Linked DNA regions of Mus musculus: regions 2, 3, 4, 5, 6 and 7 are each linked to region 1. A link is a loop called in an ENCODE intact Hi-C map of the cell type or tissue named here. Cell type or tissue: heart. All regions are shown on one strand. Region 1 has its middle 64 kb from the start of Gm22312. Region 2 has its middle 43 kb from the start of Gm38863. Region 3 has its middle 30 kb from the start of Gm22312. Region 4 has its middle 40 kb from the start of Gm46968. Region 5 holds the start of Gm46968 (a long non-coding RNA gene). Region 6 overlaps Adamts9 (a disintegrin-like and metallopeptidase (reprolysin type) with thrombospondin type 1 motif, 9). Region 7 holds the start of Adamts9 (a disintegrin-like and metallopeptidase (reprolysin type) with thrombospondin type 1 motif, 9).

Region 1 (4,000 bases):
TCCATTGTATGTATGTAACTGGACTTTTGCCTATTTTACGGGTTCCTATTTCTACCACCCTTCCCCATCCTTATTCCTTCCAACCCTCCCAACACTATGTAGGAAAAAAAGGCTAGAGGGGGAAAGAGGTATCAATATCATTAGATAATTTCCTGCTAATTAGGGGCATCAAGTTCTTGGGGACAGTTTTGATTTTCATTGTCAGGATATTTCCAACCAGCTACCAGCAGCCAGCAGCCAGCAACCAGCAACCAGCAACCAGCAACCAGCAACCAGCAACCAGCAACCAGCAACCAGCAACCAGCAGCCAACCAGCAGCCAACCAGCAACCAGCAGCCAACCAGAAACCAGCAACCAGCAGCCAACTAGAAACCAGCAACCAGCAACCAACCAGCAACCAGCAACCAGTGACCAACAGCTCAACAGATGAGCCAAAGAAGTAGACAGGTGGTAGAAGATGAAGCACAACGATCAAAGGATATAGAAAAAAAATGTTCAATTTCACTAACCATCAGAGAAATACCAAGAAACACTATAGTGAGAAATTTCTCACCCTAATCAGAATGGCAGTGACTAGGAAAACTAGTAATAACAAATGCTGGTGAGGATGCTGACAGAAATGAACACTTGTACCCTACTGGGGTGAATATAAATTCATCCAACCACTATAGAACTCAATATTGCTCCTTGCAGAAAAACAAAAACTATACCCAGAGTCTGACCTAGCTATACTACTCCTGGGTACTTACTTGAACAATGAAGAATTAACCTATCACAGATGGACACATAGCATTTACTGCAGCTCTGTTCACAATGCTTAGTTATAGAGACAACACAGGCATTCATCAGCAGAGGAGTAAGGAAGGAACTGTGATATATAGATGTGCAAAGGATCTTTATGGTGAGCCATAAAGAAGAATGAAGTTATATTTTGGGGAGGAATATAGACACAATTGTAAATAACTGTTAAATGACATAAGCCAGCCTTAGATATGGGAGCATCACATGCTGCCTCACGTTTATGATTCCTAGATTATTTGTGTATGTGTATATGCATATATATATGTATATATATATATATATATGTATACACATATACATATATATATAATCACATATGTGTACATATACAACATGAAAGTAGATGATAAAGTATCTACAGGGGAAGAGGACTAAAGAGGTGGAAGGGTGAAAAGGGAGTTTGAGAGGGAATATGCTCAAAGTACATTATATGAAAATGCCCTCATGATCTCACAGCTTTTGTATGCTTTAAAATTTGCCACATCATCTCATCCCTTCATCAACACCATCAATAAAAGTGAAGGTCTGATTATTACCCATGTCATTTCTTTTATCCACTAAAGAGTCGTTTTTGCATGGGCGGTATGAAAAGTTTTCCATCTCCCCAGATCCCTTAGAAAATGCTTTTGGAGAGGAATCAAATCAGAGAGCAGCGCAGAGAGCTTGCTGTTGGAAGGGATAATGAAAGCAAAGGCCATTAGGTTGTTTACATTCTTGATGTCCCAGGCCCACTGACCATTCATCACTACAAGAAGTTCCCGTCAGCCTTTGCATCATGAACTGTGTTCCCTTGCTGTAGACCCATGGGAGCACACGTTGGCCCAGTGTCCCTGAGGTGATGCTGACGCACAGCTTTGCGAGGGGAGGCTATGGGCGCAGGGCCTAGTGATGTCACCAAGGAATCTCAGCGCTTGGATGGCTGACAGTGGTTTCGTTTGCCAGATACGCGCTGGAAGCCTGAAGGGAATTCTGCCGCCAGAAAGCACGTCTAGAGTAGGTCAAATCCAACGCCCGCACTAGACTCAGCACGGCGATCTCCTCAACACTCAACCCCTGACCCCCCATAATTGTTGTGGACACTAAAGAAAGTTTGCTAAGTGTGGAAGGGATGTCCTGAACAGTAGTAGCAAAACCTCTCTTAGCAGATGGAATGACAATCATTCTCCAATAAGAGGCAACGCACACCTTGCAAAACATCTGACCAGGGGCTTTTCTTCCAACCCTGACTTCCTGAAGTCTGAATGTTCACCGAGTGGAAACTCTAGGGGGAGCTATTTTGTTTGTAATGTGGCCTGTGATCTGTCTTTTCAAGTAAGCAAGATGCTTTAAAATTTCAGGTTCTTCTTAAAGAAAACTTACTTATGACACACTTATAGGGAAAGCCCTACCCATCATGTTGGAAACTTCATCGGTGTAAAAACTAGGAAATCGTGCATGTGTTCTCGGGAACATCAAGTGGTATGTGGGTATTCCAAGAGCAAGGAAAGAAACTCAGGCTTGAAAAATAAGCAAATCTGGACCTGGATTTCAGCTCAGTAGTAGCTATATGACTGTAATATCTGGGGATGAAATGCTTAGTTTCACAAGAGCTTAGTTGTTGAACATTTAGTTCCCAGTTGGTGGAGCTATGGGGGGGGGGGGGAGTTCTGGAATCTTTAGAATACAGGCCCAGTTGGAGGTAGTATATCATCACTGGGGCAGGTTCTTGGGGTATCTTGTCCCTGCCCCTTTCCTGTCTCCCTCTTTCTGTTTCCCATCCAAAATGAGGCAAAGAAACACTTCTACCACATGTTCACATGACCATGATATGCTCCTACGTGTGGAGGTCCAAAGGATTGTCCTTTGATCCCTGTGACACTGTGAGTCAAAGTGAATTCTTCTTCCCTTAATTTTTTTATGTGACTTATTTTGAATACTGTAATGAAAAACTAACTAATGTGCCAGGGGAGGCACTGGGCAATTGGCTTCATAACATGGGAATAGAAGCCTGCATTCTCCACGGCTCTTATTTGGATTTAATTTGACACCTGAGAACTGACGAATTGTACGTGCTCAAAAGCTATTTCCACTCCCCACTATTTCTTTGGACTACGAGATAATACACCCACTGACATTCCTGTGTGGATTTTGCCCCAGTAATTACCTTCGTGCTTTTTACATGGACAATTAGGCACACAAAAGAGGGCACATACTCCATGGCAGTGCCGGGAGTCCCCTCCCCCATCCCTATCACGGATAGGGAGGCTGCAGGATGGAGCTTCCAGAGAACAGTGCTTGATACTGCTGGGAAATGCATTTGTGCCCCGAGCACAGGTCAGGGAGAAAATAATGACAGGATGACATTTGCTTCTGCGGAGAGGTCTGGGCAGTGATTTGTTCCTGAACAAAAAGCATCTATTTCCTGGCATGCCAAGGACCTGGCTCTGTGGCAGGCTGAGGACTATTCTGCCTTACACAGACACAGTATTCTGTATCAGCTAAGTATCAGGTTAAGACTCCCTCAGAATGCTATAAGGTACAGAAAGCCTAATTCTCAGTGTCCAGCAAGGCAAAGGTTGCTTTGGAGTCTGTTTTATAAATCACAAGCCAGCTGACGGCTAGGCCAAGGAAGCTGTTACTAGTTATCCAATACAGGAAAACAAGGCTGGGGAGGAGCACTCACGGCAAGGACCAGAGGACCAGGGGACCAGGGGACCAGAGGGAAACGCCTCATTCTTTGGCTGTTTGGACCGAAAGATGGTAATGAGAAGCTATATCCTCTCAGGATATTATCTCAGAGTCTTTCTAAAGCCTTGCTAAGAGGTCTCTCTCTTAAGTTTTCTTTTTTAGCCACGTTTATACAAGCGGTTTGTATTTCCTATTATCCTGGCAGTTTCTTTATGTAACAAAGGACTCTTAGGTTTTCCATGACTGCAGTTACTTCAAGCCTGATGTTAAAATACTTGTCGGATTTGGAGGTATTCTTAGAAGAAAGCAGGAGGGACATTGGGGATGGTTGCTTTAGCTCCCCCATCCTGTAGGTGGCCAGGTGACTACCATGACACTGATTGCCCAGGGTAACACAGTGACTAGGTCCTGGGCTGGATGGAGAACTTTGGTTTGTATTTCCTTATTTTTTAAAAAATGGTATTTTTATTAATTCTTTGGGAATTTAATACCTTCATACAATGTATTTTGATCATTCACATTTTGATCATCA
Region 2 (4,000 bases), 290 kb after region 1:
TCTCTTTTCTGACCCAGAGCAAAGAAAAGCAAAATGGACTGAATTTCAACATCAAAGTCCAGGGTTTGTCCAGAAAGGCCAATGTCATATGCCTTTGACCAGAGACATACCCTCTCAAAACCAGCCCTGTCAGGAATGACACAGTTTTGGAGAGACATAAAACTCAGCACATCAGAGAATTGTTTCACATAGTATTGATACTTGACTTTTAATTTTTTCCAACTTCAGGAGAAAAGGCCGTCTTAGTTTAAATAATGCTTCTTTAAGGAAAACTACAGAGAAATTACTGAGTCCCTGGAAACCAACTGGGTGCCACTGCTGTAGATTCAGGAGCTTTAAGTCTTAAGTCATTCTCAAGTCAAATTTTGTGGAAATGTCAGATTCCAGCAACCAAGAGACAAATCAGTCAACCATATCCACAGATATTATCACTGAATATACTCTGTGCTTCATGTCTTTCCTAGTGAGCCACTTCTGAAGATGAAGAAGACGAAGAAGACGAAGAAGACGAAGAAGACGAAGAAGACGAAGAAGACGAAGAAGACGAAGAAGACGAAGAAGAAGAAGAAGAAGAAGAAGAAGAAGAAGAAGAAGAAGAGGGGGAGGGGGAGGGGGAGGGGGAGGGGGAGGGGGAGGGGGGAGGGGGAAGGGGGAAGGGGAAGGGGAAGGGGGAAGGGGAAGGGGAAGGGGAAGGGGAAGGGGGAAAAAGAAGAAAAGGTGCTTAGCACTGGTTGTATTGCGTGACCAATGTTACATTCTTTTCGTTCTCAATAGATCTGACTCTTCTTTTCTTTGAGTATTGGTAATGCTCAGAAGACATTTTCAAACTCCTGACTTCCATCTCTAAGGACAGCTAAGAGAAAATGATCTGGAATAGGGATTTAGTAGAAAGATAAACAAACAAACAAACAAACAAAAAAAAAACCAACCAAACAACATCAGAATATTTAGCTTGGACTTCATATCAGAGAGAGGTTAAATAATATATATGGTCAAAGAAATATTCATCCAATAAATTCTACCTGTCAACATTATAAACATGGGGTTACAAGGAGCTAAAGGGATCTGCAACCCTATCGGTGGAACAACATTATGAACTAACCAGTACCCCGGAGCTCTTGACTCTAGCTGCATATGTATCAAAAGATGGCCTAGTCGGCCATCACTGGAAAGAGAGGCTCATTGGACACGCAAACTTTGCCCCAGTACAGGGGAATGCCAGGGCCAAAAAATGGGAGTGGGTGGGTAGGGGGTTGGGGGTGAGGGTACGGGGGACTTTTGGGATAGCATTGGAAATATAAATGAGGAAAATACCTAATTAAAAAAAATAAACATGGGGTTAAAAGCCCCAGTCCTGTATCTAGGAAGCAATGATAAAGCCAAGGGAATATAAACAAACCATCTGTTCCAACCTTCCTAGGAAATCCTCTAGGTCTACTTAGAATGGGATTGACAAGGCCTCATTGGGAGAGAAAAGACAAGAGAGAAAGCTCAAACTCTTCAAGTTGGCGCACACCATGTGGAGAAGATAAAGCATTAGAAATGTGATTAAGTTGACCCCTGGTTTTCTCTTCTGAATGAAGAAGACTATGGTGATTGTTCTTGCTGAGTAACAGCAAGGCCCGCCTCTAATCATGTTTCTTATGAAGCTTCAGAGGGTATGGAAAGAGATCAATCCTATCATGATATGGCATCCTTTTTTAAATTTGATTGATGCGGAAGAACATGGTTTGGGTCGAAGGCTTCAAAAAGCCTTCAAAATGCAGCCAAGCCATCCCCTTGGCCTCTGCAGGGCCCCTGAGTCATGGGCCTTAGGGTTTCTTTTTCTTTTTTCTTTTTCTTTCTAATCCTCCCTCTCTGGGTCCTGCATATGAATCAGAACACTTTGTACCATGGAGAAACAATATAAATAAATCATGTGATCAAATGACCTTTTTGAAATCACGTTTTGGCTGGACGATGCTTTTCACAGCTGTCTCTCTGCTCTGACTGCAGATGCCAGGGAGAATGTGTCTGACATCCAGTTGAAGCCAATTCATAGGAAGCTGAATTCAACACACTTCCTTTTCACATTTTTTTTTGGCAGTTTGAAAACACACACTGCCAGTGATCTGGCATGTGTGCAAATAATATCCTTATCTTTGGCCCTCAAAGTTGCTTCTGGAGAGAGGAAAGTGGTTCTAGGAGAAGGGGCCTGAGAACAGGATTCAGAGGAGATGGATTGTTTACTATTTATTGTATTTGTTTACTGGAGTCATTACAATAGCTGATAGCTGGTTGTCTGGGAATTGCTTACTGCAGTGGCATGTAAAGAAGAAAGTGACCTGAGAAGTGACATGGGAGTCCTCTTTTTTTGTTGTCCTTTCAAAAAAGTGTGACAGGTCTACATATGCCAGGAGATGAGACACCGATCCTGGGGGTGGGGGCAGGGCATGACATGAGTGTGGGGCCCATTTCTCCAGGTGTTAGGGGTTTGAGGAGGTATCTGACAGACTGTTCTGTTTGTCAACATTGCCTAATCCACATGTCAAACAACGTTTCCAGGACACGTCCTGTTTGTGTTCCTTTCCAGAAGGATTAGAATTAACAGATGCATTAGTCCCCAAAATGACTGGCGAGGCTGTTAGGGAGAAAAGCATGGCTAGCTGGCCTGCCTGCCTGCCTGCCTGCCTGCCTGTCTGCCTTCCCTCCTTCCATTCTTCTGCCCTTCCTTCCTTCCCTCCTTCTCTCCTCCCCTTCTGCCTTCTTTCCTTCCATTTTGTTATTAATCTGTTGCCTAATTTAGTTTTATCTGAGTTGTTATATGTCACTGGGAACAGAATAAGAAGTAGAAATTAAACATTTTCTCTCTGAAAGCATTTCTGAGAGAATGTTCCTGCCCCTTTCTTTCCTAGACACTCTAAGTTCTTCTGGAAGGATAGAAGGAATAAGTTATAACTTAAAAGCAAGAAGCATCTACTCTCCTCCTCCTCTCTAGGTGACCTGTGTGTGAATCCTGCCTGGAAGCTAAGCCCTCTCCTTTCCCCTAACTTTCCTTGTGACTTCTCTCTGGTCCCCTCCCTTGGCTCGCTCAGCTCTTCCCCTTCTCAGTCCTTCTGGTACTCTTTATCTTCTCTTTTCTCTTCCACCCACTTCTAATCTTCCTCCTCCTCCTTCTTCCTCTCTCTCTCTTTCTCTCTCTCCCTCTCTCTCTTTCTCATCATGACAGCTTCCATATCTAGTTTACTCACTTACTCACTTTCTAACACAGGAATTGGGTTTGGAGTTTTCCTTGGAATCCTAGCCCAGATTCAGTGCACTGAGTTAGCTGTGGAAAGGGGATGGAGCCCACTCCTCCCACTCCTGCCCCTGCATGTCTTTTTGACCACTAAGATGAATACCTGGGGATCCATCCCATAAACAACCACCAAACCCAGACACTAATGCAAAAAGATTTTGCTGATAGGAGCCTGATATAGCTGTCTCCTGAGAGGCTCTGCCAGTGCCTGACAAATACAGAAGTGGATGCTCACAGCCATCCATTGGACGGAGCACAGGGTCCCCAATGAAGGAGCTAGAGAAAGTACCTAAGGAGCTGAAGGGGTTTGCAGTCCTCTAGGAGGAACAACAATATGAACTAACCAGTACCCCCAGAGCTCCCTGGGGCTAAACCACCAATCAAAGAAAACACACAGAGGGACTTGTGGCTCTAGCTAGCTGGTGCTCTAGTAGCAGAGCATGGCTGAGTCGGCCGAATCAATGGGAGGAGAGGCCCTTGGTCCTGTGAAGGTTCTATGCCCCAGTATAAAGGAATGCCAGGGCCAGGATGAGGGAATGGGTGGGTTGGGGAGCAGGGGGAGGGGGCAGGGGATAGGAGATTTTCAGAGGGGAAACTAGGAAAGGGGATAGCATTTGAAATATAAATGAAGAAAATATCTAATTTTAAAAAAAGATGGACATTCAGCTCATTGTGGGCCAGTTCTACCAGAGATTGTTGTAAAATCTACAAGGAACTAAAAAA
Region 3 (4,000 bases), 94 kb before region 1:
AATGGAACATACAATTAAAGGGACAGGAAACAAAAATGTTGTTAGTGGGTAATAAGGAGTGCTGCTAGGTGCTCCATTTGTTTGTTTTGATTCCCGAATCCATGAATCTTGGCAGGGAGAGAGAGAGAGAGAGAGAGAGAGAGAGAGAGAGAGAGAGAGAGAGAGAGAGAGAGAGAGAGAGAGAAACCATATAAAGGCTGCTGATTCAGACACGGTTAACTTGGAGTGCCCAGTCACAGGCCTCCAGACTATTACTACCTAGGTGTTGTTATAACTGTGTCTTTGTAAGTTATTTGACTCTTCTAACAAGTTAGCTGCTTCAGGATGACAGGGAACATAGTAAGACCAGTGAATTCCACGAATGTTTCCTTTGGTTAATTTGAATATTTCTGCTTATATAGATTTATCACGAACTGAATAGACTTCCTCCACTTCTGCAAACACCATGAGTGATTAGCCAGTGCTATGAGCCTGTAGGAGTCTGACCCATGGGTTTTGCCTTGTTTGTGCCATCCACTACAGTAAGTACACCTTGCCTTCGGCAGTTCCCTGTTGCTATTTGGCCCTTGATACTCTGTATATCTGTGGACCCACTGTATGCAAGTAACTGAGCTGTCACCCCTTCCGTGGTAAGGTCTGAGCTCTCCAAGTCTCTGGTGGCTCTCTCACAAATCTGCTCCTTACAGCATTGGTGAAGGGCATGTTCTTTGGACTCTCTTATGGAGGAGGATTAGTTTTAAATAGCAAATCTCCCTGAGCATTCCACTTCCCCAGAGCCTTTGAATCCCACCATCAACTCAAAGCCAAGGGATATCAAGCATTTTTTAATTCATTCAGTGTAGGCTATCTTTTGACCTATACATCAGCCAACTAAAAGCCTATTTGCACTCAAAAGAAAATTTTTTGCAAGTACCTGTATTAAAAGACATTACTGCAAGCCTCACAGAAGAGCACTACGTTCTGTTTTAAATTTCTTTTGTCTTCATATATGGATGTGCTATATTTACATTATTTCTACCCCTCCCCCTCTGCCCTTCAACTCCTCCCATGTTCCCCACATTCCCTCTCAGGTTCATGACCTTTTCTTCTATAACTGACCCCTCCCAACATAAGACCTACTGAGCCCATTTAATGGTTGTTACAAGTGTTTAGGGCTGACCACTTGGATTGAATAACCATCTGGGAGCTTGTCCCTAGGGGAGACTTTGTCTTTCTCTCTTAGCAGCCATTGATTGCAGGTAGCTCTTCATCTAAAGGTGGGGCCTTGTGAGATGTTCTCTATTGTGTTGTTATGTCGACGGATGTTAGCACCCTTTAAAACTGTACAAAGTGTAGCATTTAACCCATAATTTCTGATCAACGAGTCTCTACACGTTCAGATGGAGTCAGTTTTATGTTCTTTCCACAATTACCCGATATGCTTAGAATCTATTACCACACAGTTCCTATAACTTAAAAAATTCAAGTTCTTTAGGAGTGTAGTGCATCACATCACAAGACACATTGTGTACTTAATCTCTAGGGTCCTGCTAACACTCTGAGTCTGACAATAGGACTAGGGACAAAGGTGAGGGGTAAGTGGGAGACATTGGAATTATCTTCCTTGGCATCTCTTTCAGGGAAGGATATTACTGTTTCCACAGACAATGCAGAATTAATTCCTTCAGCAAATGTGGAGCGGGCAATACTTCAGGAAGTGTGGGTGGGGACACATTTGCTAGTACTTACTTGAGCAAAACAAACTTGTCAGAATATGAGAGTTCAATGTTCTTGGCTTCATCAGGGTCCTCCCACATGTCTCCATCCCAAGTTCTGCTCTTTTCCAATCAGTGTGCTCACTTTAGCTGCTGACACCTTTCAAGGCAGGGAGTTAAACTTGTGTTGTACACTAGCCAATCAGGCATCAAGAGCTTGGATTTTTTTTTTATTTATTTTAAATACCAGGCCTATGGCTGCTGGAGAAAAGATTATTTCTTAAGATACACTGGAGAAGCTGAGAACCCGATAGTTGCTCAGTTTATGATAGTGGATGCCTTAGCAGTCTCCACCTAACTCTGAAGGCGTGGAAGGTTCATGCCAAGTCACTTGTCATCAGTCCATGTTGGAAAGCCAAAGAAGCTGAAGTCTGATGTCAGCCAAGGATGACAGCTGTGGTGACAGCAGTAGTAGCAGCAGCAGCCACTGGACTCAGCAGTGAGTGAGGGCAGGCCGTCAATCAACAATACTTTTTCCTTGGACCTCTTTACTTGTGTCTGAGTTCCCTGCTGGGACAGGACATTGGAGGATGGTCTTCTCCCTCCAGTCAACGCTCCCTGAAAGTACCCTCATAGCCCTTCCTAGAGGAGTGCTTCTTAGTTTATTCTGACCTATCAGGCTGAAAATCAAGTTTAACCATCACAGACTCCAAGTATCATGAATTACTCTGAACCTAGAAATGCCTGCTCATTGTTTTGGCTGCTTCTAGTGTATGTCTATCTGTTGACCGATGAACCCTCACCATGTAGCTTCCATGAGTTCATTTATCTGTAGAAAGAAAAAAAAAACAGAGCTACACTGTAAATATATAAACACACACACACACACACACACACACACACACACACACACACGTGTGCATGTGTAAAATAGTTTGCTATAAGTTTAACATACAATTTCATTTTGGTAAATGATAACAAACAACTGGATTATCATATGAATTAATCTCGACACGAGCGGAATTCAGGTTCAGCATCTTTAATGATGCTTCTTCTTTATTTTTTTCTCCAGTGTGGCGGATTCAGCTTGGGGCCTTATATGTGTTAGGCAAACACTCTACCACTTGGCTCTACACCCAAAGTTTTTTATACTTTTAAAATATTTTATCCCTGAAAATACACCTAAACACAAGTTCAGAAAGGTTTGCTGAAACTTTGGTACCTCTATAAGTATAGCTAATTATTCAAACTAGATTTCCTTTAAAATCGAAAGGTAATGCTGGTAATAATTGCTCAGAGACAGCAGGCACAAACCAAGTCTATACAAGGCAAATCAAGATGCATTATGGCTCTGAACAGGTTTTACTGAAGCAATAAATTCAGACTTCAAATACAGAGAGACTGACACAGGACACTTTATTATCTAAGCATCAGTGATAGCGTTGGAACAGAAGCTCCACCTTTGTGGCATTGAGTACAAATATCTCCCCAGTATACATGGAAGCATCTTTTTGACAAGCCCTGGAATCCAGGCCTAGGCTTCACCTCTCCTCCTCCTCCTGTTCTTCTTTTCAGGACAATTCTCAAAGCACTTAAGCCCAGCTGGGGGATCTTGCTTTAGTCTCCTGACATGAGTGGAATGCTATTTGTTTTTCATTTAGGTTGAAGTGGGGTCTTGGGAAAGGATGTCATTCAAATGTCACCTGAATTGGGGCTGCCTAACCCAGGCTGATGCAGTCCTTTCTTTGTAGTGTCACAGCCTTAACATTATTTTTTGACTGATTACATTGTGTGTATTGTCTATAAAGGACAAGGACTCTGTGTCCTCTATTATTGTCACTAATAAATGAGGACAGTGCCTGAGCAGAGTTAAATATCCTTGAATTAAAGAGGCTAGAAACTGATAACTTGAGATCATGATGAGTTATGAAGGAAAAGGTCAACCAATATTCATAAGGATATGATTTCCAAGGAAGATATATAACTCACAACCAAGAAATAGTTGTTGGGCTCTTTACAAGGTGCAGAGTCTTACCAAGCGCCACACACCATTGTCGCATCTAACCTAATAGTTCTAAACACTCTTTCTTCTGACTTGTACATGGGGAAACTGAGGCACAGAGAATTTCAAGTGTTTGCTTTAGTTAGAAGTGCCCAAAATTCCACAAAGAGCTGTTGAAGGATGTGTGGAAAGCCTAGTGATGTGATGTGGAAGGCAGAGGAGGATCTCTCAGCTTTGGGCAGCATAGAGCCTCTATTGATCAAAAGCTCTGAGCTCATCCTTCTAAACACAACAGCCCTATCCA
Region 4 (4,000 bases), 170 kb after region 1:
TTCTTGAGGTTATTTTTGCCCCCCACTCTGGAGACCTGGGAGCCATGTGAGCCCATGTGTCTTTACATATACACGGTGAGCTTACCACTTTAAGTGTGTTACAGTTGCCCTCAGATTACAGAAAATGGGGGCAGGACAACTTAGAGCCAAACAACAGGCTCTAGAGCCTATGTCCTTGACTTGTGCTGATCTTAAGAGATGCCCTGGAAAGAATGAATCAGGTAAGTTTTGTTGTGAGAGCTCTCTAACAAACACATCTCTCTGAGTATTATGGGGAATAGGAGGGGGTTCCTACAGAAAAAAAATCCTTTTTATTAAAACCAAGAGGCTGGGTGTGTAGACTAGAAAGAATAAATTATCTGAATGGAATAAAAGAAATAAGAAAAGAGGTTGCCACCGGGCAGTGATGGTGCAGGCCTTTAATCCCAGCACTCGGGAGGCAGAGGCAGGCAGATTTCTGAATTTGAGGCCTGCCTGGTCTACAGAGTGAGTTCCAGGACAGCCAGGGCTACACAGAGAAACCCTGTCTCAAAAAACCCAAAAAAGAAAAAAAGAAAAGAGGTTGCCACCACTCCCTCCCCTCCCTTCTCTTCTTCCTTCCATCCTTCCTGCCTTTTGCCTTCCTTTATCCACCTCCTTTCCCCTCATTTTTCTTCTCCCATTCGCAAGCCCATAGAGAATACCCTTCATGAACCCGCAACTAGATCTTAATTTCTTACTTAAGAGAATAATTGGGTATTCCTTGATAACTATAATGTTTAAAAAGCACTGGTAGTAAAGGCAATTGCTTCCTAAGGACAGTTATTTTTGGTGGCACTAGGAATCAAATCCAGGACCTGGCCTATGCTAAACTAGTGTTCTACATGGAGCTACATCCCCAGTCCCTCCCCTGCAGCTATTTTTGTTGAGAAGCTCTATAACATTTCGCAAGACATAGCCAAAGTTTGGGTGGCTAGCTTAAAATACACCAAAATTTTCCAAATTGTTGCTGCTACTATAAATCCAAAGTGCAGCTGAGATTTCAAGGCTGACCTTACTGTTCTAAAAAATGCAGAAGGGGAGTAGGAGCCTGTTTCTGTGGAGGGTTTTGAATTATCCTCATCATCTAATATTCATGCTATAAAAACTCTACAAAAAATGCTATTTCCTAAATAAATGTCAAGAGTCTAGATGGCATTCAGTGAATGATTCTAAGAAGAGTGCAAACAGTGTTTCCTTAATTAAAAGCAAGCAAAAAAAGATGGCTAATTAAATGTCATCATGTGAAAGGGAATGAGTGGGAGAAAGAGAGAGCTCCAGGGGAGACCATGTCAGAGAATGCCTCCGACTCTCACGCGAGCCCGCACGGACGACTGGGAGATACCTGCCCCAACTGCTGTAAAGCCAGGTCCAGCAATGCTAGAATATTACCAAAAACTGAGCTCCCAGGGGGAAAGGCCTAAAGTACGCATCCATCCATCCATCCATTCATTTCGACCTCCCTCGGTATTTCCCTAGTGAGATAAGATCTCACTCCGTAGGCCAGGTTGGCCTGGAATTCATGATGTTCCTACGTCCAATTGCTGAATTATAGGTATGTGCCACCATGCTCAGTCTTAGCGTCTTCTGGAAACCAAAATAGTGAACGGGAATCTATGCTGTTATTATTCAAAAACCAGCAAACTGCTGGGCCACTGTGTCTTCCGTGCTGAGGAATTGCTAAGCACACTACTGGACACTATTTCACCAGGTAAAGTTGTGTAGAGCGCCAATACATCATTTTATTTATTTATTTATTTATTACCAGACATTGGTATGACTGCTCTCATCCCTATTTTGAATCAGAACAGTTATTTCACATGAAGTAATGGGTGGGCAGGCAGTACCCCACCAATTTAGCATTCCAAAGCTTCCAAGTGTTAGCCTGAGCCTAGCTTGTTAGGGCTGCCTTGGCCCAGACCCTAACAGCTCCAATAGTAGGATACAATTCGCCTTCCTGGCCTAAATTGGCTTTGAACCACAGGACTGGAACACTGCCTGCCCACCACAGGTACACTGCCTGCTGGCGATTCACTTTGTCATGACTCTGCACGCTCTGTGCCTCGTTCTGTACCATCACTCCTCAGGATATTTCTCCCCAGGTTGAAAACACACACCCTACTTCCAGCATCTGCTTCAAGTTTCCTGGATGGCCCGGTAATGTGTTTGTTTAACTCACTTAGCGTTGGACTATAGATTTTGCCAGTGGCCCTTGGCACACCGGCCTCAGGATGTTTGTTTTTCTAAGTTCTGCCTTATCTTACTTCCTCTGGAAAAGCCTCACTTTTCACAGCTTGGCTGAAGCTTGAGCCAGCAACTCTCCTGAGCCCTGCCTAGAGCGTTTGCCTGAGTGGGAGGCTAAATGATCTGCAGTTTGGAAATCATGAGCACTTTGCCATGTAGTGTTTCATCCGAAGGCGAGATGAACAGCCTGAGAGTGTGGCTGAGACGCTGAGACTGCATGAGCAGCAGGCTTCGTTTCTGTCCGCTCCATTTTTTCTCACCAGTGCCTGGAAGTTAGCTGAAGTTTAGAAAGTCTCATACATGGGATGCACTTGGATTGCTTGTTAAAATTCAAGTTCCCAGCTCAATATCCTCTGAGAGTCCAACTTAAAACAGCTGGAAGGGCCTGGGCCAATTATTAATTAATTCATAATTGTTTCACTACTTTTGGGCCGTGTTTTTAATTGAAATATCCCTCTACTGGTCATCGTGACGAAATATTTTCTAGATCGTGATGGGAGAAACCTTCGTGAAGCACTGGGAATCTGCCATTTGAGCATCTCCTATCTTGTTCTGAATCCAATGTTAGCTCACTGATCACCCGAGTAAGTGATCCGAACCCTTTGTCTTCAAGTACGGACAGAAGTTAAGGTTGCGTAAAGGTCTGGTGGATTTGGCACACCATGTCAACGAAGAGTAGTTCTAATTTTTATATTGTTTTCCCAAAAGCATCACAGGGGAAATGAAGACAGTTTTAAATGTGCAGAGAGCAGGCCTAGAAACCAAGGCCACATGCACAGAGGCTGAAGTCTGAACAACAGAGTGAAACTGCCTTTCTCTGTCTGCCATTTCTGGTGATCTATAGAGCGTGCCTCTTCTTGGCTTGGGAGTGTCTTGAGCTTCTTTTAGCAGTCTCTGCTTCTTCATGGACGGGAGCTTCTAAACGCCTAGGTTAGCATGGCCAATTCTCTCCATATGCTCCTCAAACCTCCTTGCTGATTTCTAACTTGATGTCTGTCTTCCTGCTAGAGGCTAAATTCCGATAAGGGGTGGGATCTAGTTGCCCGCTCCTGTCCTTATTCCCGGGCTTTGGAAGAGGAGCCTCGCATATAACCTTTGTGGATACAAGTTAGGACGTACTTTTTAGAAAGTCATTAGTGCTGTCCAGCTTGGGGAGAGAAAGCCTACACACCTCAGCCTGCCTGCCACAGGACGCTCATTCAAATGGACAGTGTGAATGTCCTTCCAGTGAACTTATTTATTTCTAATATTTTTTTCCAGCCAGCCAAAAAGTTTTCTGCAACATCTGAAGGCAATATCAGGCCATTTTATTAAAGAAGGGCAAAACCCATAATGAATGTAAAGAGTTAGACAAATCACACACGAAAACCCCAGATAACAACATCAATTTTTGTTAGTTTTCCATGAACCAGCTGAAGGGGCGATCTAAATGATGCATTGCTGCAGCCCATCGGGCCTCTCATGGATGGCAAGAAAAATTAGTGGGGTACAGACCACATTATTCTATTTACCAATCCTTGAAGCTTTTTTGTGTCTCAAGTCTTTCCCGTTCCTCACATGGAAACATCTTACATCAGTGTTAACATCTCACAGAGAAAAGGTGATTCACCGGGTGATTAAATTAGCACCATGTTATACCTGTGCTGAAGTCTTGGAGAAACAACAACATTCATGCATCATTTCCAATCTAGAAAGGCTGAGCTGAAATTTTTCTCTGTTGTCTTTCTGTTTCGGGTTC
Region 5 (4,000 bases), 130 kb after region 1:
TCAGCTTGTCTAGCCAACCAGTGAGTTGCAGGTTCAATGAGACCCTTTCTCTAAAAAGTAAGGTGGAGAAAGATTGAGGGGACACTGGATGTCAACCTCTGCTTACCACACATCTACCTACACATATGTGTACCTAAAATAAAATAGTAAAAAATAAATTGGAAGACAACAAGTACATTTTTTACATGTTAGTTTTAGAAACAAGAGAACGGAATGATAAAATCAATGGGGATTGGCTGCAGAAACATAAGCTGTGTATTGCTGTTACATGGCTAGTGAAAGGATCATGCAGGCCTAGTCTCAAAGATCCCTTCATTATTACGGGAGATGGGTTTCTTTCTATCATCAAGGATCATTCAATGACCAGGTTGCAGAAAATATGATGTTTATTTTAAGTTGGGATTGCACCAGCCACCTGCCATGTTTTCTGTTCTGGGGTCTGCAATAACCATTAAGAAAGGTTGTTTATTCCACAAAAAGGTGTGCAGAGTTGACAAATCAATAAAATTTATTCCCGGTGCTGATGTATTTTGGATGGGTCTGAAACAACATTCAGCAATTTTCACCTAGAAAATACTCTCCATACTATATTACCCTCAGGAATGTAGAGCCAAAAGCAATCTGAGATGGTGGCTATGGCTGAGCACATCAAATGTACTAACCCATTTTGTCTTGGGTTTGGCATGGGTAAGATGTTGGCTGTAGCTGTCACCAGAGCAATATTTTGACTTTATGGTTGTTTGGGAACTTGAGCCTTGCAGTTTAACATGTTTGGATTGGAAAACACAGGCTTTGCTTACTCCTAACTCCAGGGAAGCTGCTGCAGATGAGCAATAGTGACTTGGCATTTTCAGACATTTTACCGATAACTAACATTCTGATCTCCATCACCTTTCCTTTAAAAATCGACCCACTAAGCCTGGTGCATGTGGCGCATGCCCGTAACCCCAGTGCCCAGGAGAGAGAAACAGAAGAAGCATTGTTAGGAGCCATCCTTGGCTACAAGATGAGTTTGAGACTAGTCTGGGCTGTACAGGAGCTAGTCTGAAAATAAAATGTGCAACTATTTTCAGAAAGTTATATAACCATGTTCTAAATCAGTAAACTGATAATAATAGCTTCATATGAATAAACCTGTGGGAATAATAATGGTAATAAGACATATGACCTTTAGAGTAGAGGCTGCCATTTAATAAATGCTCCAATACATGTATAGAATTTTATAAAAAATATTGCCATACATGAGCACATGAGTGGGCAAATGTAATCGAGGCAGGGGAGGGTAGCATCCACCTTCCATGTGCATATGTGGAGGTCAGAGTACAGCTCAGGTCCTCTCTTTCCACTCAGCCAGTCAGACTCAGTAAATAGCACTCTTACCTGCTAAGTCATTTCGCCAGCCTTAACTATATCTAAATTTATTTTAGATTTTGTTGCATGTACATAATTTTAAACTAAGCATTGTTATGGTTTAAAGATCCAGCTGCGAAGACGGCTCAACTGGTCAAGTACTTGTCTTTCTAGTACAACCTAAACTCAGCCTTCAGAACCATCTATAAAGTCAGGTTAAATCTTAATCCCAGAAAGGAGGTGACAAAGAAGAGGATGCCTGGAGCACACTGGCCTGCTGGTCAAGCCTACTTGGTGAGTTCCAGCCAATGAGAGACTGTCTCAAAAAGAAAAGCTACATGAAGAATGACTTCAGAAGATGACCTTTAACCTCTACATGTATGTATACACATGTACACATGCAGCTGCGGAAAAACACACACACTTAATTAATTAAGATGCAACAAATCACAACGAATGGCTAGAACCTTTGTAGCCTACTGCCTTTAGAACCACAAAGTGTATATATACCCTTAGCATAAAATGGTCTGATCAAACATATTTAGAAGGAAACCCCTGTTAAGGATATAGCTCAGTAATGTGGTGTTTGCTTAGCCTGCACAAAGCTGTGAGTTCAATCCCCATGGCTGCAAAAAGAAGGCCCCCATCCAGTAAATGATGCCGGAATCCAGTGCTTGGCTAATCAAGGTTATGTGTGTGTCACAATGAACATTCCTTAGGAGCTACGAAAGAGCCAGAGTTCCTTAGGTACATAAAAGTGTCCTTGCAAACACAATGGGCTCAGTAAAACAATAAGCAGGAGGCTAGGAAACATCTTCTAAGGAAGGCATGTCCTTTTTCCTCAGGTCTCCATGCCACCAGTGTTAGCTGACCTCAGAGTTAATAACAGCCCTGCTGTTTCCGTGTCGCTCTTCTTAGAGGCGTGTCTGTCAGGGAGGGAAAGCATTCTCTTGCTGCCAAAGATAGCTGTTTTTCTTGGGTCAGACCAAGTGCCTTTTTGCTGAGCTTCAGAATTCAGAGTGATTAATTTACTGAAAGTTCTAGAGGGTCAATTATGTGGGATCCCCTATACTTGGAGAGGTGGAGGTGAAGATTGCTTTTGGAGAAAGACAATTGCCTCGCTATCTATACTGCTTTGCAGAACAGCCGGAATCAAGACAAACAAAAGATGCTGGTGAGAGAAAGGTAGTTTCACTCTTGATTTATTGAGATTATCATGACCTTCAAAGAGTCAGTAGGCTTGGATAAATAAGGATGTAGTATTTTTAAACTTCAGAATATGGGTTTTTTTTTTTTTCCTTTCCACTTGAAAGCCAAAAGTTGAAGGCTGAGTGTTTGCTAGAGCTCTGGTTCTCCCACTTATGAAACATGATTGGGACGTATTTCTCTGTCTACTCTAGCTTCAGCAGGATATGATAAGATTCCTTCCTACGAGGTTTGTGGCAGGATTTAGAAACAAACAGGTGCACATTGAGCATCCATACCTTTCTCAGGGATGCTTCTGTTGCTGTTAACCTACTGACAGGAGCCGGACGAATACTGTGCAGAAAGCGTGTGAGGTTATCATCTAGTTTACAATGCACACCAAGCTGCAGAGAGTCTATGGATGGATAGTACGCTCTCCTCTAGATTGTCAACGTGCCTGCTCTTTCCTATTTTAAGCTACGAGTCAAGGCTAAACTCAGCAGGATGGCAGTTTGAAATCAATTGGTTTTGATCTTAGCTCTTAGTCTTTTGCTAAGTACTTGGATATTATCTGTTGGCACAATACATGTTCATTGTTCTGTGATTTCCATGAGGGAACCAGTAAACCAGGCTTTTCTCCCATTTAGCATGGTTTGTCTACAAATGTGATCCTAAACAAAGCTATCTACATCTCTCTTTGCATCGCACTCTTATTTTCTAACTTGTATTGTTACCTGCTTTTCTTTCAACTGCAGTAAAAGTGTGATAGAATGAAGTTACAAGAAGCAAATTCAGTGAACTTTGTGTGTGTGTGTGTGGTAAGAATATGATGTTGACCAAACAAACAAGGCACAATGCATGCTTGTCTTAGTTGGGGTTTCCATTGCTGTAAATAGACACCATGAGCAAGGTCACTCTCATAAAGGCAAATATTAGGGGTTATGGGACTGTTCGGATGGCTTATCTGATCCTGATTTAACTTTGGTATTTGGTGTCTGTCTAGAAAACTGTCCATTTTATCCAGATTTTCCAGTTATGTTGAGTATAGGCTTTTGTAGTGGAATTTGGTGATTTTTTGAATTTCCTCAGTTTCTGTTGTTATATCTGTCTTTTCATTACTAATTTTGTTAATTTGGATACTGTCTCTGTGCCCTCTGGTTAGTCTGGCTAAGGGTTTATCTATTTTGTTGATTTTCTCAAAGAACCAGCTCCTGGTTTGGTTGATTCTTTGTACAGTTCTTTTTGTTTCTACTAGGTTGATTTCAGACCTGAGTTAGATTATTTCCTGCTGTTTACTCCTCTTGGGTATATTTGTTTCTTTTGCTCTAGAGCAGGTATGCTGTCAAGCTGCTAGTGTATGCTCTTTCCAGTTTCTTTTTGGAGGCACTCAGAGCTATGAGTTTTCCTCTTAGCACTGCTTTCATTGGGAAAAGATCTTTACCAATCCTACATCCAATAGATGTAC
Region 6 (4,000 bases), 570 kb after region 1:
ACCCTGTCTCTCAAAAACCAAAGGCCTAGGCTGCAGCCTGAACAAGCACGGATGAGGGCTGGGGTCTGCTCTTCAGCTCTGCAGAAAATTAAGAGAAGGAGGCAAAAATAGAAGTTTCTTGGAGACTCAAATGCCAAGGATGGCATAGTCATAATAATAATAATGGCTAATTTATTGTGTATCCTTCACAGGTGTTAGACGCTACTCTCCCCACCTTGTTCCACCTGATCCCCCCCACCTAGTGATCGACTCAGGCTCTCTGCTCATAAGCATGAGAGCTTCCATTCATACCCAACATTTGCTGATTAAATAGTACAGACTGATTTTTGTTTATATTCTTGTCATAATACCAGATAAAACTTCAGCCTGAATTTTCTATTCTGATCAATAGCAAGGTCAATGTGTTATTATTCTCTATATTCCCCATTTACCCATTTAGAATCAACTTTTAAACACTTTTTTTTTTGGTGTGGAAACTCTGCCGGAGGCCAAGTGGGGACAAGAGCCGGAAGCACAGAGCTGAGTGGCCAAAGCAGTTGTGATTGTAGATAAGAAGGAGAGGGGGCTTCTTCATCCCTGCCTCCTCATAGAGGTAGCAGATCTGAGTGTGGAGGAAGTCAAACACTGAGGGCAGAAAGAGTTCAGGGTTAGCTTTAGAACCACACAAAGGGGCAGACGTGTGCTTGTGCCTAAAAGTCAGCGAACAACTGTGGCTTTCAGTCAGTGCTCAGGTGATCTCACGACTGGCTCACTGCTGGCTTTTTTCTGACTGTTGGGGAAATTAAAGGTCCCTGCTAAAATATGCGGAGACACAAACCAAGCCTATGGAAGATGTACTGTCCCTTTTGTCCACCTGACAGTCCGTCTAATCAAGACTCATGCTGAAATCTGGCCAATCAGCTGTGAGCACAACTGAGCGAACAGAGAGGGAATGGTTACTGGTTGGTCACACTCCAACGTAGTTTCTCCCAGGCATGTTCATGGGACCACCAGTCAGACGAAGCAACTCTTAACCTGTGTATTTGAGAAGCCCTCCAAAACATCGTCTTCCTCATATGGAGGCTCATGATACTGGTAAACATTGTGAAGCTTCAAAGACCTACAGTATAGAAGTCCATTTCTTCTGGTAGTTCTCAAAATCATTTAATCCAGCCCCCATTATCTACTCCTACACACATGTTACGTATTTATCTTGTTCTTACTTATTAGCATATTAAAACACAGATTTTATTTTACTTTTTCAGTGTTGGTGGCTGAACACAGCTCTTTTTGCCTACTGGGCAAGGGCTCTACCATTGAAGTATTTCCCCAGTCCTCAGATTTCTGAGGCAGGAGCTCTCTATGTATCTCAAGCTGGTTTTAAGCACCCTCATCTCTCTAGCTCCCACCTCCTAAGTACTGAGATACACACATACACCTGACTAGCAAATACTTTCCTGAAATATAATAATGAAATATAATAATAGCATTTTATTTCCCACAAAGTGAACTATGAACACACTGTACTGAAGAACAGGTCACGGTCCAGAAAGAATATAGAGCAAACTAGATTTAATTTAGAGTTTGATTATTTTTATAGATTCTTCTTGGGGATCTCTGCTTGGCCCCTGGGTCTTATGCGATGACAGGGAAGTGACTTTGGCAGCTGAACTGCAAAGTGCTTTCTTGTCAAGACATCTCCCTCCTTTCTCCAGATGGTAAATAGCCTTCCCCCAGGGAAGTGACCACGGAGGCCTGAGAAGGTAGCCAAAAATCAAAGTGCAGATGGAAGTTCCAGATGCCACTGTAGAACGAGTTCACCTTTTTTTTTTTTTTTGCCTCACTTCCTGTAGGAAGTGACAGTTTGCCCCAACTGGCCTGTGACAGGATGAGATAAAGGATGAGTTTATAAGTCCTCGTTTACTGTGTTAGAACAAAATCTCCCTGACGCTATTTCAGTGTAATGGAAAATCACAGCCCACTTTCCTTGCCAGTGGTCAACTCTGACCTACTTTTGGACATTACTTAGAAATTCCTTGATAAGCGTGTTGGCTTGAGTTCCTCTTTTTTCCCAACTCCTCCCCTAGACAGGTGTGTATGAGTGAACATTAGGACATTGAGAAGTGGCACACCTCCCAGTGGCTGAGATGAAGGGAATTAATAATGGGAGAGAAGATCCCCTGGAGGTTAGAAGAAAATTATCTTTTTCTAGATTTCCACATACATTTCAAAATCCTGATTTTAAAAACTGTGAATTAAACATTTTTTGCTTATGTTTTAAATTCAAGCACTCTGTTCCTGTTGTGTTATAGAAAATAAGAGTAGTCATTAGTATATACTGTGCACCTGATGTGTGTCAGAAGGCTTCGTTATGAATAATATCAGGGATGTAAAGGTGGCAAAGTCTGATGGATTCAAATCTAATTTTAAAAGTGTATAATGAGGGTTTGGGAGACAGTTCAGTTGTAAAGTGCTTCTGCAAGCACGGGGCCCTGAGCCCACTTTTAAAATGTCAAGTGCAATGGTGTAGCTGGGGATATAGTGGAACCCACTGGGCAGAGGAAGGTTCTTGGCCAACCAGCCTAGCAAAGTCTGAGTTTCCAGTGACAGGACAGGTCTCAGTGACAGTGCCTGTCTCAGAAAATAAGGTAAGACTAGTAAAATAGTTCAGAGCATAAAGACACATGTCCCAAACTTCATGACCTGAGTCGGGTCCTTGGAACTACATGGTGGAAGGTGAGGATTGTACTGTAACCTCTATACCTGGTATACACACACACACACACACACACACACACACACACACACTGTGATTAAAACAATAAGTAGAAGGAACCAGAGAAACAATACCTTTAGTGGCTTCCACATGTACCCATGCACACGTACACACATGCATACACACAGATACACAGGTTCATACATATAAACACAAACACACTGACATACATGTTCAGACACACAGTCATATCAGTCATATACACACTCACACACACACACACACACACACACACACACAATATCTGCTGTTCCAGATATTGTGTCCAGCTTTTGCATCTTTGCCTCTCTCTTCATGTGGTCATGACTGACCCCCATTTCTCTACTCTCTCCCTCTCTCTGCCTTTCTCTGCCTCTACTACTCTCTTAACTCCCCTCCCCATGCCCTGAATAAACTCTATTCTATACTAAAAAGCAAGCAAACAAACAAACAAACAAAAACATTTCCAGCCGTATGTGTGTGTGTGTGTGTGTGTAGTGTATACACACATGTGCAAGGGTGTGCACCTGCTTTCATCACTCTCTGCTTTATTCCTTTGAGACAGGGTCTCTTATTGATCCTGAAGCTGAGCTGATGGCCAATCCCCCCAAATTTAGTGTTTATTACAAAACAATAATAATAATAATAATAATAATAATAATAAATAATAACGCTCCTAGTGTATAGCACGTACACTTGAAAATTTTTAATTATTCCCCATATTATTCATTCCTGCATTATTATTATCAGAATAGTCGCTGAGTATTTACAAGCACGGACAGACAAAAAGAAGCATTCCACAGATGAGTTTCCCAAGAGCCAAGTGAAATACTTCATATAAAAATTGCTGTCCTTGCTTTGCTGAGTTCCAGTTTGTTTGTTTGTTTGTTTGTTTTCCTTTCTGCTGCTTGAATTTCAGACTAGCTGTACCAAGAGATTCTTCACAGACGTAGCATCTCTGGCTGTGGTTCTGTGACTTCCACGTACATTGACAGCCATGAAAATCACACGGATACCTTGGTCTGAACTTGGATTGTAACTGGCTGTGACTTTGAGCTGTCATCATATTTGAATGAAGAAAGAACGAACTCAGCTTTCTTACTAGTTGGATGTGACACTTGTGTTTAACACAAATGTTGGTTTTCCACCATTATTTATGTCTAGGTGGCACGTTGCCAGCAAGAGCGAATGCAGTGCCCAGTGTGGTTTGGGCTACCGTACTTTAGACATCCACTGTGCCAAATACAGCAGGATGGACGGGAAGAC
Region 7 (4,000 bases), 500 kb after region 1:
TTGGGGGAGTGGCTAGAAGAAAGTGTGGGATCTCCTGAAACAAGTTACAAACAGCTGTAATCGTCCAAACGTGGGCAGCAGAAACCAAACTCAGGACCTGTCTCTGTAAAGGTAAGTGTTCCTTACCAAGGAGCTGTCTCTTCAGCCTCTCCTGTGGTAATGCCTGTGCAGTTAGCATCTCCTGATCAGGAGGTGTCTGAATTAAGATTGAGGAGTTCCCTGGTAGAAGATACTTTCAGAAGGGCTAGGCAGGTGAGTAACTGTGTAGAGGTGCTGTTACATCTCCACTGAAGTCAGTTCTTGTGGACTGATTTCCATGCTCAGCTTCTGGCAACTTCCAGGCACAATAATTCAGAGGGAGCTTTAGCACCTAATGAAGAGGAAGATGGCATGCTAGAAGAAACTCACTTTTGTGAGTTATTTGGAAGATTCAAGGTTTAAAGTCCCTTTTTAAAATTCGCTGGTTCTTTTGTTTGCTATTTTATTTTTACATTAAGACAGGGTCTCCTGTATGCTTTAGACTGGTCTAGATTTCTCCAACCTCCTCAATAGCGAGATTTCCGAGATCTCCAGTGCACATCCGCACAGGGATACCGGATGCCCAGCCTCTTCACAGTGGCAGTGGTGCCTAACCAATTGGATTAACAACATCTTTAGGAACTGGCAGACCTGCCAAGTCATTTTTCCGCTATCATCAGAACTGTATACATCATTGTTTCCAGGATGGGTGGCACTCCCAGCACACTGTTGGCTGGTCTCTACTGGCACTTTGATATTCTCAGTTCTGAGTGGCTGGCCAAGCAGCAGAGAACTCCGGTTCTAGGAAACTTGGGCGATTATAACTTTATTAGTCATATCAGTTACTGAAAATGCCCTTTCCTTTCCCTTTGAATTGGCGCATCCTCTCCTCTGAGAGCTAAGGAAGAAAGGTGCTTTTTTTAACTATCCATGATTTAACAATCTTCCCTCTTTACTTCCTCCCCCTTCTCCCTCTGTTCCTTTCTCCTTTTCTAGAGTTCTGACTTCCAAATGTCTATCTTCAACCCGAGGGAGATGATGGATAACTTGAACTATCTGCTTGGAGCCACTTCCCTGCTTGCATCCTCTCTAATTCTGAGAGCAAGCGGAAGTGACTGGAAATCCCTGGAGGTTCGAGTGCCTTCCCCGGGACCTATGGCCTCACAGTCCTTCCCTACTCCCTTCCCCTCAAATGTCGGGCAGAGTTGGGGGCTTCCAAGTCCCCACCCTCTCTAACCGCACAGTAAGCGTCTTAACCTTTTTTTGGGGGGGGGGGGGCTACAGAAACCTGTAGAGCTCTCGCCACAGGGACAGAGGTCCCGGGAAGACCCGGGTTTAAACAGTTGCGAAACTTTCAGAGAACTGCGGATCAGAAACACAACTAGAACTACTGGACTGAAATAGATCCCTGCCTTTAAAACTCTTGACTTGGGGCAATTAAGTAGAGTGGAGCTCAGGTGACAAATCTGGTTCATAGTGATCAAGTGTAGGACTAGGACGGCGCAAGGCTACTTTTTTTTTTTTTTTTCCTCTTGTAAGGAATGCCAAGTTGGGTGATGGAAAGAGACGGGGGCAGAATGAAGAGGACAGGCAGATACGGAGAAGTGGAGATGGCTCAGTAGAAAGCGGAGAAGGAAGAGACCATCAGAGAAAAGGGACATGGGCCCAAAGAGACCTACACCAAGACCTGGCGAGAGAGAGATTCCAAACCGGAGACCAAAGTAGGAAAGGGGAATCGGAGTGGGTGGCTGAGCGCCACCTCAGAGAGAGAGAACTTTCTCTGCTCTCCCTCCTTCTCAGGGAATCTCTGCTAACCCCACCTCGGGGAGGTGACGCGGACGGCCACCGATTGCTCCGGCACTGCCGGCGCCTCTGGCCTCCGCCTCCGGCAGCTGGAGGGGCCTAAAGCGGTGAGTCCTGGCACCCGCGGCCGAGGAGGGGACAGGATCTACAAGGAGGCGGGCCGCCTGCCCCGTTTTCTCCTCCCCTCTCCTCCTCCTGGAGGCGTGCACCTAGGGTATTTGAGCGCCCGCGGGGGCCCCCGCCCCCTGGCCCCCCATTCAAGAAGCGGCTCGGCTAACTCAGCCAGCAAAGGGCGCCCGGCGCGCCTCGGAGCGCACGTTCCGCGCCTTCTCCTGCCCGCAGGCTGGACATTATGCGGCCGAGCCGCCGAGCCCTAGTCCTCCGCCTCCTTCTCCTCCTCCTGCGGCCCGAGCGCCTCAGCTCACGGCAGGCGGCAGCGTTGCTCAGCGGAGCGCAGACGGGACCCTCTCTGCAGGACCTCAGCGACTCCTAAAGTCAAAAAGTTGGCGGCAGGGCGCCGGGGTTCCGCGCGCTCTCCAAGGCTGCTGCCTCGCGTCGCCGCCAGCCACCAAAGCCGGCAGGAGGGAGGGGGTGGGAGAAGCGGGGGGAGGGGTGAGGAGCACCATGCAGTTAGTATCCTGGGCCACACTGCTAACGCTCCTGGTGCCGGACCTGGTTGAGATGAGGAGCCCTGACTCCGCGGCGGCCGTGCGCAAGGACAGGCTGCACCCGAGGCAAGGTAACATGGCTCTGAACCCTGAAGCCCCCCCCCCACGCCCCCACACACTCCATCGCCACCTTCTTGAACACGCTCTGGGGCGGGCACCCCGCAGTAGAGGCCTCTCTCCTTTTCCTAGAAAGAATTACCTCTCCTTTCGGAACCTCTCCCTTCTCTGGGTCATCCTTAGTCAACTATTAGGGAAGGAAGCACTGCAAGAATTTTAGGGCCACCCCCACCCCCAGTCCTTTTTACCTGACTTTTTTTACCCTCCTTATCCCTTGACCCAAACCAGTCCTAATTAATAGCTTGGATCACCAGATAGCACACATTTTATTTTATTTAGGATATTTATCAGAATCTGTAATTATTTTATGTTTTTATATTTGTTCATTGTCTGACTTCAAATGCTGTAGTCTCGGCCCCTCACCTAGTTCTCGGCTGTTACTATTACAGTAGGCGCTCAACAAATATTTATCCAGTGGTGGAGCGTGAAGGAATTGACTCGAAGTGGCTGCGAAATAAATTAGGACAAAGCCCCCCATCTTCTTTTTAAATTAAAGCTTTCGGGGGAAATGACTGATTAGCTCACTTGCCTCTGTTTCTCCCTGCAGTGAAATTATTAGAGAGTCTGAGCGAATATGAGATCGCGTCTCCCATCCGAGTGAACCCCCTCGGGGAACCCTTTCCCACGAACGTGCACTTCAAAAGAAGGCGGCGAAGCATTAACTCTGCCTCTGACCCCTGGCCTGCCTTCGCCTCCTCTTCGTCTTCCTCTACCTCTTCCCAGGAGCACTACCGCCTCTCAGCCTTCGGCCAGCAGTTTCTATTTAATCTCACCGCCCATACCGGATTTATCGCTCCACTGTTCACTGTCACCCTCCTTGGAGAGCCAGGGGTAAACCAGACCAAGCTGTATTCCGAGGAGGAAATGGAACTTAGGCACTGTTTCTACAAAGGCCATGTCAATACCAAGTCCGAGCACACTGCGGTCATCAGCCTGTGCTCCGGAATGGTAAGTGGGCGCGTGCCCCTTCCCTCCTCCCCGCCTCCTCGTCTGCTTTTTTAAGACTTAATTGCACCCTAGTCTGAACCTACCGAGTCTATGCTCTGGCGTTAAATATCAACCCTGGCTTAGTTCTCGGGAATTGGGGGTCCACCAGCATAGTGTGTGCTCTTACACTCGAGAAGAGAAGAGTGTACACATCTGTCCCCCAGAGGGTCGTGTATCATTTGGAGCTGTCTTAGATCGGATGGATTGGGTTTGCTGTAAGCAGCCCAACTCTGCAGAGTAGGTTGCATGTCGGTTTACAAACTCAGAGAAAGTTGCTGGGTTGTGGTTTCTTGTAGCAAACTTGGCCGCTCTGGGGCTGTGCAGCTGAGCGCAGGGCGGACTCAACTCCTCATTGGCGCGTCCTGAGTCAGGGTTGTAAACTGACAATCCCTGGACACCCCTACTGG

What was found. Hi-C counts contacts between places; a loop is a spot of excess contacts. Peaks named below come from ENCODE experiments on the same cell type or tissue, not always from the same donor. Only the 100,000 strongest peaks of a DNase experiment are listed, where the experiment ranks them.
Region 2: a loop joins it to region 1, with 2.6 times the contacts of the local background. A loop is called at or near these places in 4 of 42 quality-filtered maps.
Region 3: it touches region 1 in a loop (5-fold over the local background); 5 of 42 quality-filtered maps call a loop at or near these places.
Region 4: a loop joins it to region 1, with 2.4 times the contacts of the local background. A loop is called at or near these places in 2 of 42 quality-filtered maps.
Region 5: it touches region 1 in a loop (2.4-fold over the local background); 3 of 42 quality-filtered maps call a loop at or near these places.
Region 6: it touches region 1 in a loop (2.5-fold over the local background); 2 of 42 quality-filtered maps call a loop at or near these places.
Region 7: it touches region 1 in a loop (7-fold over the local background); 16 of 42 quality-filtered maps call a loop at or near these places.

The regions. Positions count from the first base shown.
Region 1 is chr6:93,443,409-93,447,408 of GRCm38, reverse strand. No RefSeq gene overlaps it. Among named protein-coding and RNA genes, the nearest start is that of Gm22312, 64 kb to the left of the region's middle. In heart, a CTCF peak has its summit at 2,065; DNase peaks (open chromatin) are centred at 1,668 and 3,438.
Region 2 is chr6:93,148,700-93,152,699 of GRCm38, reverse strand. No RefSeq gene overlaps it. Among named protein-coding and RNA genes, the nearest start is that of Gm38863, 43 kb to the left of the region's middle. In heart, no CTCF peak of the experiment used is centred here; DNase peaks (open chromatin) are centred at 1,989 and 2,468; H3K27ac peaks cover 294 bases.
Region 3 is chr6:93,537,491-93,541,490 of GRCm38, reverse strand. No RefSeq gene overlaps it. Among named protein-coding and RNA genes, the nearest start is that of Gm22312, 30 kb to the right of the region's middle. In heart, no CTCF peak of the experiment used is centred here; a DNase peak (open chromatin) is centred at 1,710.
Region 4 is chr6:93,272,529-93,276,528 of GRCm38, reverse strand. No RefSeq gene overlaps it. Among named protein-coding and RNA genes, the nearest start is that of Gm46968, 40 kb to the left of the region's middle. In heart, no CTCF peak of the experiment used is centred here; a DNase peak (open chromatin) is centred at 2,198; H3K27ac peaks cover 1,665 bases.
Region 5 is chr6:93,313,017-93,317,016 of GRCm38, reverse strand. Gm46968 (a long non-coding RNA gene) reads left to right here and starts at 2,283. Exons shown (of 3, transcript XR_001785331.2): 1 at 2,283-2,535. In heart, no CTCF peak of the experiment used is centred here; a DNase peak (open chromatin) is centred at 2,146.
Region 6 is chr6:92,872,899-92,876,898 of GRCm38, reverse strand. Adamts9 (a disintegrin-like and metallopeptidase (reprolysin type) with thrombospondin type 1 motif, 9) reads left to right here. Exons shown (of 40, transcript NM_175314.4): 20 at 3,899-4,000. The region is part of intron 1 of Gm15737 (predicted gene 15737); the gene reads right to left. Among named protein-coding and RNA genes, the nearest start is that of Gm15737, 5.5 kb to the right of the region's middle. In heart, a CTCF peak has its summit at 2,120; a DNase peak (open chromatin) is centred at 1,778; H3K27ac peaks cover 618 bases.
Region 7 is chr6:92,941,601-92,945,600 of GRCm38, reverse strand. Adamts9 (a disintegrin-like and metallopeptidase (reprolysin type) with thrombospondin type 1 motif, 9) reads left to right here and starts at 2,067. Exons shown (of 40, transcript NM_175314.4): 1 at 2,067-2,560; 2 at 3,154-3,554. The coding sequence starts at 2,446. All of the region lies in intron 1 of 9530026P05Rik (RIKEN cDNA 9530026P05 gene), which reads right to left. In heart, CTCF peaks have their summits at 2,002 and 2,249; DNase peaks (open chromatin) are centred at 1,150, 1,980 and 3,370; H3K4me3 peaks cover 3,145 bases; H3K27ac peaks cover 2,936 bases.